Linked DNA regions of Mus musculus: region 1 is linked to region 2. Evidence: chromatin loops called from intact Hi-C (ENCODE). Cell type or tissue: heart. All regions are shown on one strand. Each heading gives the region's core, and the rest is flanking DNA. Links, peaks and the distances in the headings are about the cores only. Region 1 has its middle 25 kb from the start of Gm33704. Region 2 overlaps Fam13c (family with sequence similarity 13, member C).

Region 1 (10,746 bases), core at 1,251-9,250, 190 kb after region 2:
GAGAACACAAGTTATCTAACAATTGTTTGGGGTGACCTTGCTCTGATTTACAGGTCAAGTTCGGCATGAAGAATGCTTTCCATCTTCAGGTACTTCTGAGAAGACAGAGAATAATGACTTTGCCCCGCCCCTATCAGGGAGGGGACATTTATAAGGCATAGAGCCAGTATTTTTCTTGGTCCCCAAGGTCAGAGCCTTTCCAGGGTTCTGTAAGCCTCTGGGTAGAAGACTGTGATTTGCTCTCTGCTCCAGAACTTCGATTTGTTCTCTTAGAGAGGAGTAAGGCCAAAGGCAGCTGTCTTCTGTTCACACGGCTCATGCCTCAGTAACATCTGGGTGTGCTGACCCACCCTGCAGCTCTCTGACCATTTTCTTGTGGCAGTTTGGGATATGTGAAGGAAAAATGTGAATAGACCTAGATTTCTGGCAGACACAGGGTATTGAGAGGGGAGACCAGGAAAACTTCCAGGTTTGTTATGTTGGGATTCCCATACCAAGATGTGATGGTTTGTATATGCGTGGGCCAAGGAATGGCACTACTAGGAGGTGTGGCCTTGTTGAAGTTGGTGTATCACTGTAGATGTGGGTTTTAAGACCCTAGTCTTAGTTAGCTGTCTAGAAGTGAGTATTCTGCTAGCAGCCTTCAGATGAAGATGTAGAACTCTCAGCTCTGCCTGCACCATGCCTGCCTGGATGCTGCCATGCTCCTGCCTTGATAATGGACTGAACCTCTGAACCTGTAAGGCAGCCCCAATTAAACGTTGTCTTTTATAAGACTTGCCATGGTCATGGTGTCTAATCACAGCAGTAAAACCCTAACAAGACACAAGGTTATCCCTGAGAAGTGATGAGTGCTGTCTCCCCTCCATCTGCAACCCATTTCCATGGAAGTTGGTGACTTACCTATCATGGTTCCCCCTAAACCAATGGTTCTCAACCTATGGATCTAGATGCCCTTGGGGGGTATCAAACTACCCTTTCATAGGGGGTTGCCTAACAGGGTCCTGCATATCAGATCTTTACATTGTGATTCCTAACAGTAGCAAAATTACAGTTATGAAATAGCAACAAGAATAATTTTATAGTTTGGGGTCACCACAATATTAGAAATTATACTAAAGGGTCGCATCACAGAGAAGGTTGAGAACCACTGCACTAAGCCAACACAAAGTAGGGAAATGAGCAGAAGAAGGGCAGGTCCAGGAGCACAAAGAGATAGAGAAGGGAAGCTAAAGTCAGTCCCTCATCAAAAACAGCTATATTGGATCTAGGATACAATGTAGCTATGCTGAGGTGTGCCTCTTCCTGCCTCCAAACTACAGCTACAGAGACAAATGAAGTTAAATATCTCTTGGGTCCTGATTTGGCCTGTTTTGCTTTTGGTGAAACTGGTACTAAATAAGTTGGACACACAGAGGGTGTTTTCAAAACCAAGCAGGCTCAGACCCCCTTAGGAACCTTTAGCATTTAAGAAACAAGCACCTTGCCAACCAGCTGTCTGATCTTGAAAACTGGCAGAGGTGGGGATCTTTACAGGCACCTGTGAGCATCAAAATCACTGGGAAGAAATGGTTTTCAGAAATGTTTTAAGATACTTGCTTTACAGGTCCTTCCTTCCAGGGTCCCATATATATATGAACGTTGGCACCTGTGGTGGTTTGAATATGCTTAGCCCATGGGAAGTGGCACTATTAGGAGGTGTGGCCTTATTGAGTAGGTGTGGCCTTGTTGGAGTAGGAGTGCTACTGTGGGCTTGGGCTTTAAGACCCTCATCCTAGCTGCCTGGAAGCCAGTCTGCTCCTGTTTGCCTTTGGAACAAGATGTAGAATTCTCAGCTCCTCCTGCACCATGCTTGTCTGAATGCTGCCATGCTCCTGCCTTGATGATAATGGACTGAACATCTGAACCTGTAAGCCAGCCCCAATTAAATGTTGTCTTTATGTTGTTTTTTTATAAGAGTTGCCTTGGTCATGGTGTCTGCTCACAGCAGTAAAACCTTAACTAAGACACTACACCATTGATTCTTTTCCTCTGTGTGTGTTTAAGAGAGAGAGAGAAAGAATACAAAGTTAGGTAGACAGGGAGGATCTGGGGGAGCTGGGAGAGGGGAAAGACTATGATCTAAATATATTGTATGGAAAACATTTTAAAGGCAATGAAAATCAGGATTGGTATGGCACATACTTTTAATTCTGGCACTCAGAAGGCAGAGGCAGTCAGATCTCTCTTTGAGTTTGAGGATAGCCTGATCTACATAGCAAATTCCAGGACAGCCAGGACTATATACTGAGACCCTGTCTCAAAAACAACAACAACAAAGACATGCTGCATATCAGAAAAGAGATTTGGTTTTATGATGCACGTTTCCCTCTGGGTAAATTTATATCGACACTAAATACTCACTGTTTATTAAATTACCTAATTGATAAATATACCATAATCTTGCTTTGGGGCCCTGCAAGCTCACTGAATTGATATGTCAGTTTCTTCTGTAGAGGCCAGGAGAGGTTGTTGGATCCCATAAAGCTGGAATTACAAGGTAGCCAATGTGGCTGCTGAGACCTGAACTCGGGTCCTCTGCCTCAGCAGTATGAACTCATAAGCACTGAGCCATCTGTCCTGCCCAGCACTGTTGGCTGTAGGCACAATACTCTGGGCTTCAGGCACCTCCTGCCTCACTGGGGACCATCTTCTTCCTGGTATAAAATGATTCTTCATCGGCATCTCAATGCTTCAGGTGTTAGGAGACTCCATACATGCCTTCCATCTTTTATCTGTCCTATTTTTATCTTTCATATTTATATTTCATATCTTTTGTATTTCAGCGTGTGAAGCCGGGCTCATGATGGAAGATAAGGGCTTACCTCAACACTTCCCCGCCAGAAGGGTGAGGGGCTGGGGTCCTGGCTCCATTCAAGTGGCCTGCTTTATTAGCACCAAGTACTTGCAGTGAACACTGATGCTCCAAAGGAGAGACATCTCTTTAACATGGGGAAGAGGAAGAAATCCAGGCTGGCTGACATTCATCTTCTTCCAATGCCCTTCCTGTGGAGGGCAAGGGGGACCTCATTATCTTCAGCCAAGTGAGAAGGAAGTAAACCTAATAATAAATAGCCATTTTTTAAAGATTTATTTATTATTACAAATAAGTACACTGTAGCTGACTTCCGACATACCAGAAGAGGGCGTCAGATCTCATTAGGGATGGTTGTGAGCCACCATGTGGTTGCTGGGATTTGAACTCAGGACCTTCGGAAAAGCAGTCAGTGCTCTTAACCTCTGAGCCATCTCTCCAGCCCCCTAGTTATCCATTGTTAAGTAAGCATTTTATTTCATGACCGTTGTCCCTTAGCATTAACAGGGAAAGAACACCTAAATTGGGATGCGCCTTGTTCAAAGTCACATTGATCACCAGAATAGAAGGAACTAGAATACAAATCCTCTGATTTATGGCTCATTTTGCCTTTCCTTCCTTGTGCCCTGTTTGCATTTTTTTTCAATGTAATGGCACATTTTGGTTCCTTCTCCCAACCTTGTTTTACAGGAATAAGGTCTTGGTTATTAGAAGGCTTTACAATATGAGTTATTCATAATGTCATGGCTTTAACGATACATAAGGGTTAGACCCTTACAGTTCCACCTTCTTCTCCCTACACTTCAGAGACTGCTCTGTTTATCTTCTATACAATGCCCAGGGCCTGGGATGCATTTAATTGTAAGGTGAGAGGCATGGGCTCACCCCATGCCTGACCAGAAGACCTTATGGTCCACTGTTTAAACGCTGAGTCCACCCTCCACCTTTCTGTCATTCTGCATCCATGGGGTATTAGCTAATTCGCTATCGCTGTGACAAAACACTATGACAAAGGTAATGTATAGAAGGAGTTTATTTGGGCTTACAGTTCTATCAGGTTAGAGCCTGCAATGGCAGAGTGAAATCACGGAGGTGGGGTCAGAAAGCTGAAGAAGGCTCACATCTTGAACCACAAGCACGAAGCGAAGATGATAAATTCAAAATGGCACGAGTCCTTTACACTCTCAAAGACCACCACCTCCAGTGACATACTTCCTCCAACAAGGAACAAGAATACTAATCTTCTGATTGGTGGCTCACTTTAGCCTTCCTTCCTTCTAGAATCGTTCTTTAATATAGAGCCCAACAGTTCAAGTGTTTATTTGATACTGGCAGCTCAACTGGTGTTTGAAGCTGGCTTTAACTCAAAAAGTTTAAGAAGTGCTCACATATGAAGCCCCCACCTCTCATCGCTCTCTCTCTCTCTTTTTTTTTTTTTTTTTTTTTTTTTTTTTTGCTAAGGCCCGAGAGGCAAGATTTTCTTCGGTCTTCCCAGGAGACTCTTATGTACAGCCAAGGAGAGTAACCCCTGGTTTTTATCTTCTTCTATGTAAAATAATTAGTTGTAATATAAAGTTTCAGTGGGCTTTGCTGGTCATGATGAGGAGAAATCACTGGAGATAAACACTGTCTGGCTCCTTCACAGCAATGCCCCAGTCCCCATTGTGTGGATTCTAAGGGGCGGGTGCTTGTCACTTCCCCAATGCATTTATGAGGAAGGAAAGGTTCAGAATGGGTTCAAGGGAGAGTGATAACGGATTGGACAGCAAGTTCTATACAAGTGAGTTTGCAGCTACCAAATGGAGAGAGAAGCAGACAGACTGGGCTCAAGCCTTTGATTTTTATCACTGTGGTCATTGCTACAAGACCACAGCAGCAATCAGGAACACAACACTGACCCCTAGTGGCAGAAAATGTAATTTTACATTCTGTGTTCCCCAGAAGTGAGAGAGCTGTGACAGGAGGTAACAAAACCCGCAGGGCTCTGAAGAGATCAAGCAGTCTATTGCCGTCATCATCTCTGATGAGTCTGATACAATAGAGCTGGCTAACCAGGGGGTGGCTGCCTTCACCTCAATATCCCACAAGGCCCTCTGCCCACCACCAAAGCAGGTCTCATGATCAAAGCACGTGAATGAGAGTTGTCATTTTTAGCTTAGATGGAGGTGATCTGAATAGTCTGGGGGTAGGAGACAGAGAAGTGCAGTCATCTGCCCTAGACATTTTTACCAAAGAACTATAAAGAGAGTTTTGTAATTTGACTCAAAATTTTTTTTCTGGTTTAGACTTTGAGACTAGGTGCTGAAAAGGCAGATAGAAGACATGAAAGAATCCCTGAAGGTCCAAACTCTTCCCGAGGTGCCTCTCCATCACCTCTTGGCCTCCTGGATGTGTTGACTTACCGTTGTGGCTGATGGGATTTCAGTGCCCCGGTGCTGGAAATCATGCAAGATGCAGGATAGCTCAGACTCGGAGCAATGGAGGTTGAGGAAATGCAGCCTGGGGGAATCCCCGAGGAACCACAGAATTTCCATCCTCTGAGACTAAGGCTTTGAAGTAGAGGATGACAGGTAGGGAGACTGAGTCTGTTGCTAAGCCATGGGCACAGGGAGCACAAAGGAAGGCAGAGTACCAACAAGGGCAGACTTCCCGGCCTTTGAGCCCCCCCCCCACCTCTCATCCCCCCCCCCCCCCCAGTTCTCCAATCATCTTAAAACCGCAGTTCTGGTCTGGCCTATTATCAACATTCCTATTAAAATATCCTCTTGTCTCTTTCTATCTGGGTTATTTTATAATCACTTGAAAATATTCGTTTGCACCAGACCTCTTGCCAACCACCCCTGGTTTCCTAGGGAATAAATGACGGGCTCTGTAGCTGCGCTTGCACCCATAGAAAAGTGCCCTTTGCTGCGATTTTTTTTAAAAATTGCTCCTTGTACTTAACTCGGTTTAAATTAACTAGGGCTTGATTTTCAGATTAATGTTCTCAAGAGGAAATGCATCACATCATGGTTTTTCATTTAGAAAACCACAAGATCCTCATTACCATCTCAACAGCCATTCGGATATTAAGTGGTAACTTGTGCCTGAATCGAGGCCAATGACAAGGGAGGAGAGCCTTCTTTACACTCCTAGCCACAGCGGTGACCTCACCTACCCTGTCACGGCCTGGGCCTATCTTCTGTCAGTGTTGAGAACAGCCATTCAGGTGCCACCCGCATAGCTATGACCTCCTTAGGCCCGGCAGGATCCAGACTCTGACCCCAGACATCACCAGTACCAGCAAGGTGCTTTCTGCCGTTGATATTTCAGATTGGCGTGTGCCTCCTCAGTTTAAAATGAGTGTCTCTCTGATTTGGGGAACAGATTGGCTCGGGGAAGTATTTGGGATGGGGAGCTATGCGGAGGCTTCTGGGTGAGAATGGTGCTCCCCTAAATTCAAACGCTGGAAATGTAATCCCTCTGCAGTAGCGTGGAAATCTTTGGGAGATGTTTGAATTGTCGATGGATTAATACCATGTGGGAACAGGCCTGAGGACAGGGGTGGAGCTAGAGGTGACAGAATCACATGACAGATCCCGGAAATCTGATTACGGAGACCAGCAACAGGGTGCAGATCTGAGTTAACTGCGCAGCACATAAGCTTATATACAGTGTTGGAGTCAATCCCAAGCCCTTAAATCTTCAGCCAATCGAATCTCACCATACAGTCACCATGCTCCAATGAAAGCCCTGCTGATGAGGTAACTCAGAAGGAGCAAGGGGGTGGGACTTCCGGGAAGATGGGGAGGGTAACCATCGCCCTGGTCTCCATTCCTTTTTGCTGTCCCCAACCCCACCCCCACCCCACCCCCACACCCTGTGTTCCAGAAGCTATCTTAGGTCAAATGCTGTGTACAGCGGATCAGGACTCTTGGAGGACTCTCAGGAGCCTATAGCACCTCGTTCTCCATCCCAATTTTTCCTGTGCAAGGTTTACCTCTTTATTTCATACAATACCATTATAAAATGGCTTGATAACGAAGCCAGCCCACTTCCTTGACTTTCACCTTCCACCATGTGAAAAAAACAAAAAACAAAAAACAAAACTGAAGGATTCTCTAAAGCTAGGACACACATGCGGTTGCATACATACATATACATGCCATACACATACAACGTAAGAATTCTTAAAACGGTAGTCGCGTTTCAGTGGCCACCAGAGGCTCCACCTGTTCCTTACTGTAGATGGAAGAATTACGAGCTTCAAGAGACCTATGAGCTGGAAGGGGTCTATAAGGGAAGAGGAAGGAAGAGGAAGGAATGGAGGGACAGACGGCAAGAGGCCAGGAAGCCGATCTTTCCAGCCGACCTGTGCAGACCTTGTCTACTGAATTTGGGTGCTGAGGACCTGAAAGAGTCTGATGCTGTAGACAAACTTACTTCAGATTCAGTGTACTTTTCTATGTGAATGTAACAATTAATGATTCAAGGAAGGTTGTTTTGACTTCAGAAAAACATGTAAATAAATGTCAATAAGCACATGCTAAATATTAACAGAGCAACCCTTTCCCAGGACTTTCTCGGGACAACCTAGTTTAAACACAATTGTCTGGCACACAGGATAGACTACACCCAGCAATGCACAAAAGCAAGGCAGAAGGCCATATCCAGATTCAGGGTTCACTGAGCACACTGGGCATCCACCTCAGGAGCCAGGGACAAACTCTGCGAAAGGAGAAAGGGCGTTGGCCGCCATGGCTCCAGACAGGAAGATGCGCAGGAAGCATGAAGTGATATCTAGTTCTGCTTCTAAAAGAATATTCTCATCCGAGGGAGGTGTGGGCAGTACATTTTTAATATTATTGGAAGTGCCAGAATGTTCTCATAAAACTTGAAGATGTGTGCCGCCAGGGCCCGCAGAGAACATACTGTGCCTGTTTGGACTATCATTCCTCCTTAGGGGACAGTAGGGAGGGTGATCTTTCTGGCTGGGCTCCTCTACCTTGGCTTTTCTGAGCTGCCTTCAGGAGTTACTGTCTCACACCCTTCACATCCCATACCCAGTTTGATCCCTGGCAGCTGACGCCACTACCTACCTGCCCATACACTAACAAGTCACGCCCCTGGTAACTGCCTGGGAGGTTCCCCTCCAACCCACAAGATTTAAAGGGGCGCCTGTCCACAGTTGCTCTGTCTAAAGAGCTCGCCTCGCTGGTAAGCTGACAATCTGACCCCCTTTAGGACTGGTTAACAGATGTGAAGGAGGCAACGCTGGCCTGAAGTCTGGGGACAAAATATCAGCAGCTATAAATTGGATGTGATTATTTGACACAAGAGGCACAAATTGCATACAGGTCAATCACCTATCTCCTTCCCCTGCCCCCTCCACGTCCTTTTCATCAGTCCCAAACTCGCCCTTGCTTGGCTCAGCAACTTGCCTGCCTTAGTCTATCCTAAGAACCGCAGGCAGCAGGTAGCAGCTCAGCAGCCTGACCCCTGACACCTGACCCTCTGCAGATCCAACCGAGCCTCACTTGAAAACATTCTAGAAATGGTTCTCTCTCCTCCCATCCTTGCTGAGAACACAGGGCGCCCTGAAGTTGTTGAGACAAGACAGTCCACTAACCCAGCACAACATCGGGACACCCGATCCGCTCCAGGTCCCACACTCACGGCCTTTCGTTGTCAATTTGTCATTTTGCAGGACGCTGCAGGAGGAAGTCCGTTTTCTTTTTGTATCTGCGTTAGAAGAACTTGGAGATAGTCATCCAAAGTGTCCTCTGATAGAATTTTACCCTGTCCTTTCACGTCCTTCGGCAGTATCATTAATACCAATTTATTGTTCGCACCCAACAAAAAGATTTCCAGTATGCCCCTTCGCTGTAGAACCTGAAGCTTACAGGGAAGAAAGTGGGAAGGAAATGGATGTATGGACAGACAGAAAGACACACTGACAGTTTTTAATTAATTTTTACCTATTCAGTGGGTACCATTTAGGTGGTCCTTAACCTGTGATTGGGACACTATTGATCCCAGGAGAGGGTCCTGAGACAGAATAGATCCACAATGAAGCCAAGACAGCAAGTGATGGGCTGGCATTATCACCCTCCTCAAGGACTCTGCGTACACACGTACACACACACACACACACACACACACACACACACACACACACACCCGCCAAGGCTGCAGGAACTCTTTGCCTTCTCCATAGCCTCCACGGGCACCCAGGAATCTCAGCATTCACAAGAGGGCTCTGGCCCCCAAACCAGGAAACATCAATGAGAGAGACTGCAAGCAGACAACTCTAGCTCAGGGCGTCTTGACCCAGAAGGCAAACTCACATCTCCTGGATTCATGGGTTAAAAACGGACACCAAGCCTTACTGGGTTCCTGTCCCCCCAACCCCACCCCCAAGAAAATCAGAAGTCCTCTGGTTCTTGTCCGCTGGTCTCTTGTGACACAGATCGCCTGAGCCATCTTCGTTCAATTTATTGCTACATTAGTCCCAAACCTGGTGAGGGAAACCCATTAACTTTTAATAACACGCCTTTGATGAGTGTAGAAAGCCATCCCTGCCAGCTCCTTCCCAGTGTTTATCCATAAAAATCGGGGAGAGCGGGCAGAAGGGCACATTAAACCCTGTGTCCTCTGCAGCTGATAGAAAGGAGAAACCCAGAATCGATGAAGGAACTTAAAAATACATATTTAGTGTTTGGTGATCTGCTGGAAGCATGGGGTAGTGAGCAGCTTGGTGTTAGCAGCCTTCGGAGACTGGGTATATATTTTACTCAAAACCTCAGGGAGCCAGGAAAGGACTCCTCTCAGGATTCCTTTGGGAATTACTCCTCCGGATCATAACTCGGCTTCCCAAGGTAGGGAGCAATTTTTGTTTTGTTGCTGTAATAAACCTGAAATCAATTCAAAATCTAATCATACCAAGAGCTTGGAGAACCCACCCATGATCAACAACAAATGTTGGCAAGGCGTCTAGGACACCAGATGCTGGCAGGGCCAAGAGGTCTGGACACCATCTTCCCTCTCCAGAGGGAAGAGAAAGGCAGGAAGAGGGGGCAACATGGGACAGATATGGGAACCACTGCCCAGAGGGCACAATGCTAGCGAAGGAGGCTCCAGAGGCAGGAGCATACACTTCTGAAAGAGGAGCAGTTTGCAGCAATGGGAGCTAGTGGGCTGCTGTCATGTCTGCTAGGACTAGGGTATCATCAAAGGTTCTAGAGTGAGGGAGTGACAAGGCAGAAGACATCTAGGAAGACCTCTGTGGGCATGCGCAGTGGAAGACTGGACTGCATGAAGACAGAGAGTCTCTTAGAAAATGGTCCCTGGGATACTAAGGGGGGGGGGCGGTTACAGATGCCAGACTTTGCCTTTGGGATTATGAAGTCAGGGAGGGACATTGTAGACAACAACAAAAGAAATGAGATGCCCACCCTTCCCCTATGCACACCTCCCCAATTCTTGGCAATCTGCTGCTTCTCTTCCTACCTATGACAATATACTGACAGGCCAGAGGGGGGATGTCCCACCTTTCTCTCCTGACTTCTCCCCTTGACAATAACTGTCTTCTGCTTTGTTGTTTGTTTGTTTGTTTGAATTTTCTACCGTGGAGAGCTCACTAACTTCTTTACATTTTATCAGTTTACATTTTATAGTAGTCAGGGTTTCATCGTTCTGATCAAACACCATGACCAAAAAGCGAGTTGAGGAGGAAAGCCTTTACCCTGCCAGATCACAACTGGGGGAAGTCAGGACAGGAACTCAAGCAGAGCTGGAACCTGGAGGCAGGAGCTGATGCAGAGACCATGGAGGGGTGCTGCTTACTGGCTTGCTACCCTGGCTTTTTTTTGTTATAGAACCCAAGACCACCAGCCCAGGAATGGTATTACCCA
Region 2 (10,746 bases), core at 1,514-9,513:
GGGGGCATATAAAGTTTGCAAGTCCAATGGGCCTCTCTTTGCAGTGATGGCCGACTAGGCCATCTTTTGATACATATGCAGCTAAAGACAAGAGCTCCCGGGTACTGGTTAGTTCATATTGTTGTTCCACCTATAGGGTTGCAGTTCCCTTTAGCTCCTTGGGTAATTTCTCTAGCTCCTCCATTGGGGGCCCTGTGATCCATCCAATAGCTGACTGTGATCATCCACTTCTGTGTTTGCTAGGCCCCGGCATAGTCTCACAAGAGAAAGCCATATCTGGGTCCTTTCAGCAAAATCTTGCTAGTGTATGCAATGGTGTCAGCATTTGGAAGCTGATTATGGGATGGATCCCTGCATATGGCAATCACTAGATGGTCCATCCTTTCGTCACAGCTCCAAATTTTGTCTCTGTAACTCCTTCCATGGGTGTTTTGTTCCCATTTCTAAGAAAGGGTAAAGTATCCACACTTTGGTCTTCGTTCTTCTTGAATTTCATGCGTTTGGCAAGTTGTATATTATATCTTGGGTATCCTAAGTTTCTGGGCTAATATCCACTATCAGTGAGTACATATTGTGCGAGTTCCTTTGTGATTGGGTTACTTCACTCAGGATGATGCCCTCCAGGTCCATCCATTTGCCTAGGAATTTCATAAATTCATTTTTTTAATAGCTGAGTAGTATTCCATTGTGTAAATGTACCACATTTTCTGTATTCATTCCTCTGTTGAGGGGCATCTGGGTTCTTTCCAGCTTCTGGCTATTATAAACAAGGCTGCTATGAACATAGTGGAGCATGTGTTCTTCTTACCGGTTAGGACATCTTCTGGATATATGCCCAGGAGAGGTATTGCTGGATCCTCCGGTAGTACTATGTCCAATTTTCTGAGGAACCGCCAGACTGATTTCCAGAGTGGTTGTACAAGCTTGCAATCCCACCAACAATGGAGGAGTGTTCCCCTTTCTCCACATCCTCGCCAGCATCTGCTGTCACCTGAGTTTTTGATCTTAGCCATTCTGACTGGAGTGAAGTGGAATCTCAGGGTTGTTTTGATTTGCATTTCCCTGATGATTAAGGATGTTGAACATTTTTTCAGGTGCTTCTCTGCCATTTGGTATTCCTCAGGTGAGAATTCTTTGTTCATCTCTGAGCCCCATTTTTTAATGGGGTTATTTGATTTTCTGGAGTCCACCTTCTTGAGTTCTTTATATATATTGGATATTAGTCCCCTATCCGATTTGGGATAGGTAAAGATCCTTTCCCAATCTGTTGGTGGCCTTTTTGTCTTATTGACAGTGTCTTTTGCTTTGCAGAAGCTTTGCAATTTTATGAGGTCCCATTTATCGATTCTTGATCTTACAGCACAAGCCATTGCTGTTCTATTCAGGAATTTTTCCCCTGTACCCATATCTTCGAGGCTTTTCCCTACTTTCTCCTCTATAAGTTTCAGTGTCTCTGGTTTTATGTGGAGTTCCTTAATCCACTTAGATTTGACCTTAGTACAAGGAGATAGGAATGGATCAATTTGCATTCTTCTACATGATAACCGCCAGTTGTGCCAGCACCATTTGTTGAAAATGCTGTCTTTTTTCCACTGGATGGTTTTAGCTCCCTTGTCAAAGATCAAGTGACCATAGTTGTGTGGATTTATCTCTGGGTCTTCAATTCTGTTCCATTGGTCTACTTGTCTGTCACTATACCAGTACCATGCAGTTTTGATCACAATTGCTCTGTAGTACAGTTTTAGGTCCAGCATGGTGATTCCACCAGAGGTTCTTTTATCCTTGAGAAGAGTTTTTGCTATCCTCGGTTTTTTGTTATTCCAGATGAATCTGCCGATTGCCCTTTCTAATTTGTTGAAGAATTGAGTGTGAATTTTGATGGGGATTGCATTGAATCTGTAGATTGCTTTTGGCAAGATACCCATTTTTACAATGTTGATCCTGCCAATCCATGAACATGGGAGATCTTTCCATCTTCTGAGATCTTCTTTAATTTCTTTCTTTAGAGACTTGAAGTTCTTATCATACAGATCTTTCACTTCCTTAGTTAAGAGTTACGCCAAGGTATTTTATATTATTTGTGACTATTGAGAAGGGTGTTGTTTCCCTAATTTCTTTCTCAGCCTGTTTATCCTTTGTGTACAGAAAGGCCATTGACTTGTTTGAGTTAATTTTATATCCAGCTACTTCATTGAAGCTGTTTATCAGGCTTAGGAGTTCTCTGGTGGAATTTTTAGGGTCACTTATATATACTATCATATCATCTGCAAAAAGTGATATTTTGACTTCTTCCTTTCCAATTTGTATCCCCTTGATCTCCTTTTGTTGTCTAATTGCTCTGGCTAGGACTTCAAGTACAATGTTGAATAGGTAGGGCGAGAGTGGACAGCCTTGTCTAGTCCCTGATTTTAGTGGGATTGCTTCCAGCTTCTCACCATTTACTTTGATGTTGGCTATTGTTTTGCTGTAGATTGCTTTTATCATATTTAGGTATGGGCCTTGAATTCCTGATCTTTCCAAGACTTTTATCATGAATGGGTGTTGGATTTTGTCAAATGCTTTCTCAGCATCTAACGAGATGATCATGTGGTTTTTGTCTTTGAGTTTGTTTATATACTGGATTACATTGATGGATTTCCATATATTGAACCATCCCTGCATCGCTGGGATGAAACCTACTTGGTCAGGATGGATGATTGCTGTAATGTGTTCTTGGATTCGGTTAGCAAGAACTTTATTGAGGATTTTTGCATCGATATTCATAAGGGAAATTGGTCTGAAGTTCTCTATCTTTGTTGGGTCTTTTTGTGGTTTAGGTATCAGAGTAATTGTGGCTTCATAGAATGAGTTGGGTAGAGTACCTTCCGTTTCTATTTTGTGGAATAGTTTGTGAAGAACTTGAATTAGGTCTTCTTTGAAGGTCTGATAGAACTCTGCACTAAAGCCATCTGGTCCTGGGCTTTTTTTGGCTGGGAGACTATTAGCACTTTCACCAATGGACAGATCATGGAAACAGAAACTAAACAGGGACACAGTGAAACTAACAGAAGTGATGAAACAAATGGACTTAACAGATATCTACAGAACATTTTATCCTAAAACAAAAGGATATACCTTCTTCTCAGCACCTCATGGTACCTTCTCTAAAATTGATCACATAATTGGTCACAAAACAAGCCTCAACATATACAAAAATATTGAAATTGTCCCATGCATCCTATCAGATCACCATGGACTAAGGCTGATCTTCAATAACAAAATAAATAATAGAAAGCCAACATTCACGTGGAAACTGAACAACACTCTTCTCAATGATACCTTGGTCAAGGAAGGAATAAAGAAAGAAATTAAGGACTTTTTGGAGTTTAATGAAAATGAAGCCACAGCATTCCCAAACTTATGGGACACAATGAAAGCATTCCTAAGAGGAAAACTCATAGCTCTGAGTGCCTCCAAAAAGAAACTAGAGAGAGCACACATTAGCAGCTTGACAACACACCTAAAATGTCTAGAAGAAAAGGAAGCAAATTCACCCAAGAGGAGTAGAAGGCAGGAAATAATCAAACTCAGGGGTGAAATCAACCAAGTGGAAACAAGAAGAACTATTCAAAGAATCAACCAATCAAGGAGCTGGTTCTTTGAGAAAATCAACAAGGTAGATAAACCCTTAGCCAGACTCACTAGAGGGCACAGGGAAAGCATCCTAATTAACAAAATCAGAAATGAAAAGGGAGACATAACAACAGATCCTGAAGAAATCCAAAACACCATCAGATCCTTCTACAAAAGGCTATACTCAACAAAACTGGAAAACCTGGATGAAATGGACAAGTTTCTAGAAAGATACCAGGTACCAAAGCTAAATCAAGATCAGGTTAATGATCTCAACAGTCCTATATCCCCTAAAGAAATAGAAGCAGTCATTAATAGTCTCCCAGCCAAATGTGTGTTTTCTAATGGCCGTAGGTAACCCCCATGAAAGGGAATTGCTGCTTCAAGGAGAAGCCCAAATTCTCTCTCCCTGTAGAGGCACTGGGCTGTCACTAGCCTCCCTGGGGACAGTATGCTTATAACCCAGCATGCTTTGCGTCAGGCCACGCCTCAGTTCACACAGTCCAGCGTCCCTCTATATAGGATGCAAACAGGCTTCTCTTGCTTTCTTGCTGGCAGAACTAAGCAGCAGCTACTCGAATCAAGGAGCCAGAGTGCTGACCAAGGTATCCAGCTCTTGATTGCATCCTGTCCGTACTTTTTAAAAACCAGAAATGACACAGCTGCAGCACACAGAAACAGAACAGCTAGCTCTTCCTTTCAGCCAAAGGATTTCTTCCTGGGAGTGGGGAGCCCAGATTATCACATCTCACGGGGAGACTCTTGTTGCCCTTACCTCACTGAATTAACAAGCAAATTATAGGACAGGAAACAGTCCTTCATAATCTCATATTCTGAGTCAGAGGTTTTCTAGGTAAGGCTTTTTTTTTTTTCTTCCTTAAACACAACATGTGTAGCCTACGGAGTGCACTTCCTAAGGGACTTGCTAAGAAGCAGGCTGTTGGGGCTGGAGAGATGGCTCAGCAGGTAAGAGCACTGACTGCTCTTCCAAAGGTCCTGAGTTTAAATCCCAGCAACCACATGGTAGCTCCCAACCACCCATAATGAGATCTGACTCCCTCTCCTGGTGCATCTGAAGTCAGCTACAGTGTACTTATGTATAATAATAAATAAATCTTGAAGAAGAAGAAGAAGAAGAAGAAGGAGGAGGAGGAGGAGGAGGAGGAGGAGGAGGAGGAGGAGGAGGAGAAGAAGGAGGGTGTTATGATAAATCCACACCACCTTGTCTACATTAGTTGTCTCTCATGGGATTGGACTCTCGGTTGTTGGACTCTATAGTATTGCCCATATGGTTACTTCTTGTGGCCATTCCTGCAGCAATTTGTATCAGTCTTTAAAAAAATCCTTCTAAAACCTAACCTCAGTGAGCTAGAGAGATGGCATGCTGCTCTGGCAAAGGACCCAGGTGAAATTCTCAGCACCAGCCGAGAAAGCTTTTAACTTCCGAAAACTCCAGCTCCAGAGAGCTAGGGAGACCCCTTCTGGCCGCAAGAGGTATTGCACACAGATGGCAGACACAGGTCCAGTTACATAAGTAAAAATGAACTAAACCACTACAGATAACTAAACTCAATAGGAAAGGGACACTACAGAAAACCCACTGATCCCTTATATGGTCCATTTTGTGCCACTGGGGCAACTCTCTCTCTCTCTCTCTCTGCCTGCCCCCAGTCCACTCTTATTTCTGAGGACACTACTTTAACCCACTTTCTAGATATTGCTGAATATTGGAAACCAGTAACTCTCCTGCTGGACGTCCTACGAAATAAGTGAGGCTCCTGCCTCGTTAAGGATGACGGATCACACTAGAAAGCATTGGCTATTTTCCCAAATACTAATATTTTGTTGGAAAATCATAAAACTTAACATCTCTTCCTGCCCTGAAGCTTGACCTTTATGGCCCTAAGAAGGGCCGTAATTGCCTAATATGCAAAGAGACACGCGATGCATCCACGCGAGGACAGCTAAGCTCTAGGACACTGGTCTGTGAACTTCTAGGATATTGGGTTGACAGTGCTCCGCTATCTATCATAACAGTCCTGGATTGGGACACACAAGTGCTTCTCCACAAATACTACTGAAATACCTAATTATTTCCTTAGCAGGGGGAAAAAAGTCCCAACAGGCAAAGCTCCCAGTCGAAATTTGGCCTTAGGACCCATAGGCATGCATACACATTCACATTAAAAGGAAAGAGCTACTCATAGATGTTGTTACCTTCGTGGAAAGCCCACGACGCACGTGGTTTCTGCATTTATCCTTTTGTCAGAAAGCAGCAAAAACTGCAACACCCGGCTGGCCCCTAACAGTTATGGAACCCAACAGCCTCTCTGGATTCTCATGAAAACGGAGGGGGACGTGCGATCGAGGTGGGGGTGTAGAGAATAAGTAACAGGAAGTGGAATGGGGGGAGGGGGATGAAAATTAGTAACCGGAAGTGGAATGAGGGGGCGGGAGTTAGTAGCTGGAAGTGGAATGAATACAAAGGGGATACGAAGGAAAAGAATGGAGACGGCACGCCAGAGCAAAAAATAGGGGAACCCGTGGGGACAGCTGATAAGGAGGAAGCAAACGAGGTGAGTCAGCCTGCTTCTCCAAGCTAATGTGAGCACCTGCTGGCATTGGCGTGATTTCTTCCTTTATGTACAGCTCCATTTAGGATTCCCTTGGAGGTGAGGACAGACCTGGTTCTCCTAGAAATAAGCAGCCAGGCTGGAGAGTGGCCTCTGATGGAAGGAGGGAGGGTGCTGGGCGGAATCTACCAGCTCTAAAAGCAGTCCAGCTCCTTGGTTGTCTGCTTCACTCACCTGGGAATGAGAATTAAAACTCACACCATGACAACGCCGGCCACAAGAGGTCCCCGCTGACACTGACAACAAAGGGTGGCTAAAATTAAATGACTCACAGGACACTGCTCCAGCTGAGGAAGAAGAACCAGTGGGTAGGGGAGCAAGGTCACTTTATCCCAACTCAAAACCAAACCAGAAAAAAACCGTCCAGTGGCATCCTGCCGTGATGCAGCCAAGAGGAAAATTACCTTGAAGCACATGCTTCCAAAGACGCAACATCCAATTATCTATCCACTCCAGACCAGCATTCCCAGTGTCAAAGGGGGAAATGTGGGCCTCTTCTGGCCAACCAGCTCCTTCCAAGCACCAAGGGCATCGCAAACAGTTTAGGAAGGACAAATGCCCCCAGTCATGACTGAGACTCAAGGGGAAGGCTTTGTAGAACTTTTCTAGTTTTAGAAGACTTAACTCCATTATGTGGCAGGCAGGACCCTAAAGATGCCCCCTAGGGTTTCCATACCTTGGTTATTCACATACTAATCTATGTGCTGCTATGAAGGGCTTTTTTTTTTTCCTCCCAAGAGGTAATTGAATTCTAACTCAGCTGCCAAAAGATACAGCCATTATTTGGGTGTGCCTGGCCAAATCAAGTAAAATCCTTAAAAGCAGAGCATCTTCCAGCTGGTGGCAGAAGGCATCAGAAGCACGGGCAGATTGCAAGCAATATAGCTGGCTTGAAGGGAGAGCCAGTCACACAAGCAGAGTGTGGCAGACTTGGAAACTGAATGCTATGACCCCCGCTGCCAACCAGCAAAGAGGCAGAGATGACAGTCCTGTACAAGACCCTGGGTTAAAGCAACAACCGGAAGGAGTTTGCCCACGGCCGCTATTCCAGATGAAAACTCAGCCTGGCTGAAGCCTTAATGTCTCTTTCATGAGACCCTGAGCAGAGAGACTCCAGCTGCTTTATATAACCATGGGCTAATAAATGGATGTTTGAAGCCATTAAGGACTGGGTGATGCATTACACCATAATAGTAATAGAAAACTGAGCTGACAGGGACCCTAGTGGGGCAGAAGGACTGGAGGGGATGATGGGGATTGCAACCTTATAGGAAGAAGAACATCAGCTGGCTGGACCACCCAGTGCTCCCAGGGACTAGGCCACCAAGCACAGAGTGTACAGGGAGGGATCCATGGCTCCAGTTACATAGGTAGCAGAGAATGGCCTTGTCTGACATCAATGGAAGGGGAGGCCCTTGGTCCTGTGGAGGTTTGATGCCCCAGCACAGGGGGATGCTGGAAGGGTGGGGTAGGAGAGGGTGGTGGGTGGGTCAGTGGGGGAGCACACTCATAGAGGCAAAGGGGAGGGAGGAGAGGGTGGTTGTGGGATGGGGAGGCTTGTGGAGGGGGAAACTGGGAAGTGGGATATCATTTGAGGTGTAAACGAATGGAATGATTAATAAAAAATAAATAAATAGCTCTCCCAAATCAGGCAGCCTCAGCCGTGAACAACGCAGCAATGGCTAAGATTAAGACTGAGGCCTACTCGGCAAGGAGGAGGAGGAGCTGTTGAAACAACTGGGCCGTCTGAAGGTGGAACTGTCCCAGCTTCGAGTTGCCAATGTGACAGGCAGCGCCTTGTCCAAGCTCCCCAAGATATGAGTCGTACGCAAATCCATCGCCCAAGTCCTCACTGCCTTTAACCAGACTCCAAAAGAAAACCTCAGGAAATTCTACAAGGGCAAGAAGACCAGGCCCTGGACCTGCGACCCAAGAAGACTAGAGCCATGCGCCACTGCCAGCTCACCAAGCACGAGGAGAAGCTGAAGACCAAGAAGCAGCAGCGGAAGGAGTGGCTGTACCCATGTCGCAAGTATGCAGTCAAGGCCTGAGGCGGCGACAACAATAAAGCGCAAGACTGACTGGCAAATAAATAAACAAACAAATAGGGTTGGAGAGATAGCTCAGTGGTTAAGAGCACTGACTGCTCTTTCAGAGGTCCTGAGTTCAAATCCCAGCAACCACATGGTAGCTCACAACTATCTGTAATGGGATCTGATGCCCTCTTCTGGTGTGTCTGAAGACACCTATACTCATATAAATAATAAAATAAATCTTTAAAAATAAATAAGAAAACCAATCTAGAAAGAAAGGAAGAAAGAAAGGGAAAAGGAGAGAAAACTGAGCTGAGCATGGTGGCACACGCCTTTAGAACCCAGCACTCTAGAGGCAAAGATAGGCAGATTTCTGAGTTCGAGACCAGCCTGGTCTACAGAGTGAGTTCCAGGGCAATCAGAGATACACAAAGAAACCGTGTCAAAAAAAAAAAAAAAAAAAAAAAAAAACCTCAGATACTTCAAAATATTCTTCATTACCTGAACTCAGATCCAATACGATAGGCTGGGTTTTCACTTAAATTGAAAAATGTGGCTGCCTTTCCTAACAGAAAGAACACTTCTCAGCCAACACTGGAGTGTCATCAAAGGCTTTCATGGGTTTTTTTTCTTAGCATTAAAGCACTTTTGAAGAAGTCATCTCAATCAAACGATAAAGCCAGTCCTCCAAATCTGTGAATTTCTGCACCCATGAATTTAATCCACCACAGGTCAACAATTACTTTTAAATTCTCTGTACTTAATGTACACAAAATTTGTATTCTTTAGCAATGCAGTATAATAATTAGTTACTCAGACTGTATGTTGAGTTGGTAATAAGCTATAGAGATGTAATAAAGTACGTAGGGAGGTGTGATTAGACTGCTCATTAATACCACACCATTTTACATAAGGAGTTAGTAATGCATGGATTTTATAACTGGGGGTGAGGTGGGGGTCTTGGAGCCAATCACCAAAGGATGCTAAGAGGTAACTCTTACCTTCTTGAGGTCTTTATGGTCTGATATCAAAATATCTCTCTCATACATTCTAGATGCTGATAAGGACATAGGCCCTCCTCCCAGAGACACAAGTGTAGACACACACTGAGACTAGAGACAGCACTCACATGTTCAACTGCTCCTCTTTTAAGAAATTTTAAGTATTCAGTTATCTTTACACTGGAGAAACAAGGTATGTAACGCTGAGGCTGACGTTGAATTACTAGGACAAACAGAACTCAACAGGTAGTCCGCAATTGTACTATGTAAAGGAAGGACCAACCCTTCGCTTTGATCATTTGTAAACACTTAAAAGCATATCCCCTTTGAACAAATCATCACTAAGACTCCGTGAAGCTTTCTATTGCTATCAGGAGATCAATGAGTATTGGTTTCATGCTCATAGTTTGTCGTCTATATCTTATCACCTACACCAGTTTGGAAATTTACAATGGGGTTCTGTTGTTTGGCAGTGAACTTTCCCCCAGATTCAGGGGTTTGAGCATTTGATCTCCAACTGGTAGTGCTGTTGGCACAGACTGTGGAACCTGGAGGAGGTGGAACCTCACTGGAGGAAACAGGTCACTAGGTAGGAGCCACGAGGTCGCCTCACTTCTGGTTCTCTCTCTCCTCTGTGGTGTGCACATGACCAGTCAATTTCCTGTCCCTGCTACATGTCTTCCCCACTATGGACTGGGACGCTTCTGGTACAGTGATCCAAAATAAACCCCCTTTCCCTTAAGGTGCCTTTTCATCAGAGTATTATTAACAGGAATATTAAAGTAATGAATACATTGTTCCTGGTGGGTAGAACCCCCATCAAAATACCACACAACTTGGGACTGAACCCAGTATTACTACTTTCAGCATCTTCTCTACGGTCCTCTGTTGAACATGAAATTGGACACTACACACAAATGTGGAAATCTCCCGTCTAATTTTGTGAAGTCAAACTAATTTCAAAGCAACCAGAGAAGTGTAAACACATGGCTAGGATGCCTGACGAAGTCAACTAAGACCCAAACTAAGTAGGTTCTTGGCTAGAAACATAAGAAGGATCTAAAACGGAGCTTTCTTTAAGAGCTGTTCATGTCGTAGCGGACAGCCTCTCTGGTGTTTTGACATACTAGATAAAGGCAAATTCAGAAGCAAGCCTATCTGACACCTCACTATTAAACAAACAACATCTTCATGACATCTATGAGGGAAAAAAATAAAATGAGCAGAGAAATCTGTGACAGTGAACAATTTTTAAGCGACTGTTTTCTTCTAGAGCAGTGGTTCTCAACCTTCCTTACACTATAACCCTAATCAAGTTCCTCATGTTGTGGTGACCCCAACCATAAAATTATTTTCATTGCTACTTCATAACTGTAATTTTGCTACTATGAATTGTAATGTAAATATATGTTTTTTTCTGGTCTTTGATGACCCCCATAAAAGGATCAGTTACATTCCAAAGGGGTA

Evidence for each region. Peaks named below come from ENCODE experiments on the same cell type or tissue, not always from the same donor. Only the 100,000 strongest peaks of a DNase experiment are listed, where the experiment ranks them.
Region 1: it touches region 2 in a loop (4-fold over the local background); 3 of 42 quality-filtered maps call a loop at or near these places.

What each region holds. Positions count from the first base shown.
Region 1 is chr10:70,312,864-70,323,609 of GRCm38, reverse strand. No RefSeq gene overlaps it. Among named protein-coding and RNA genes, the nearest start is that of Gm33704, 25 kb to the right of the region's middle. In heart, for the core only: a CTCF peak has its summit at 4,758 (motif pointing left); no DNase peak of the experiment used is centred there.
Region 2 is chr10:70,502,427-70,513,172 of GRCm38, reverse strand. All of the region lies in intron 5 of Fam13c (family with sequence similarity 13, member C), which reads right to left. It also overlaps the pseudogene Gm29783. Among named protein-coding and RNA genes, the nearest start is that of Fam13c, 67 kb to the right of the region's middle. In heart, for the core only: CTCF peaks have their summits at 5,112 (motif pointing left) and 6,478 (motif pointing right); no DNase peak of the experiment used is centred there.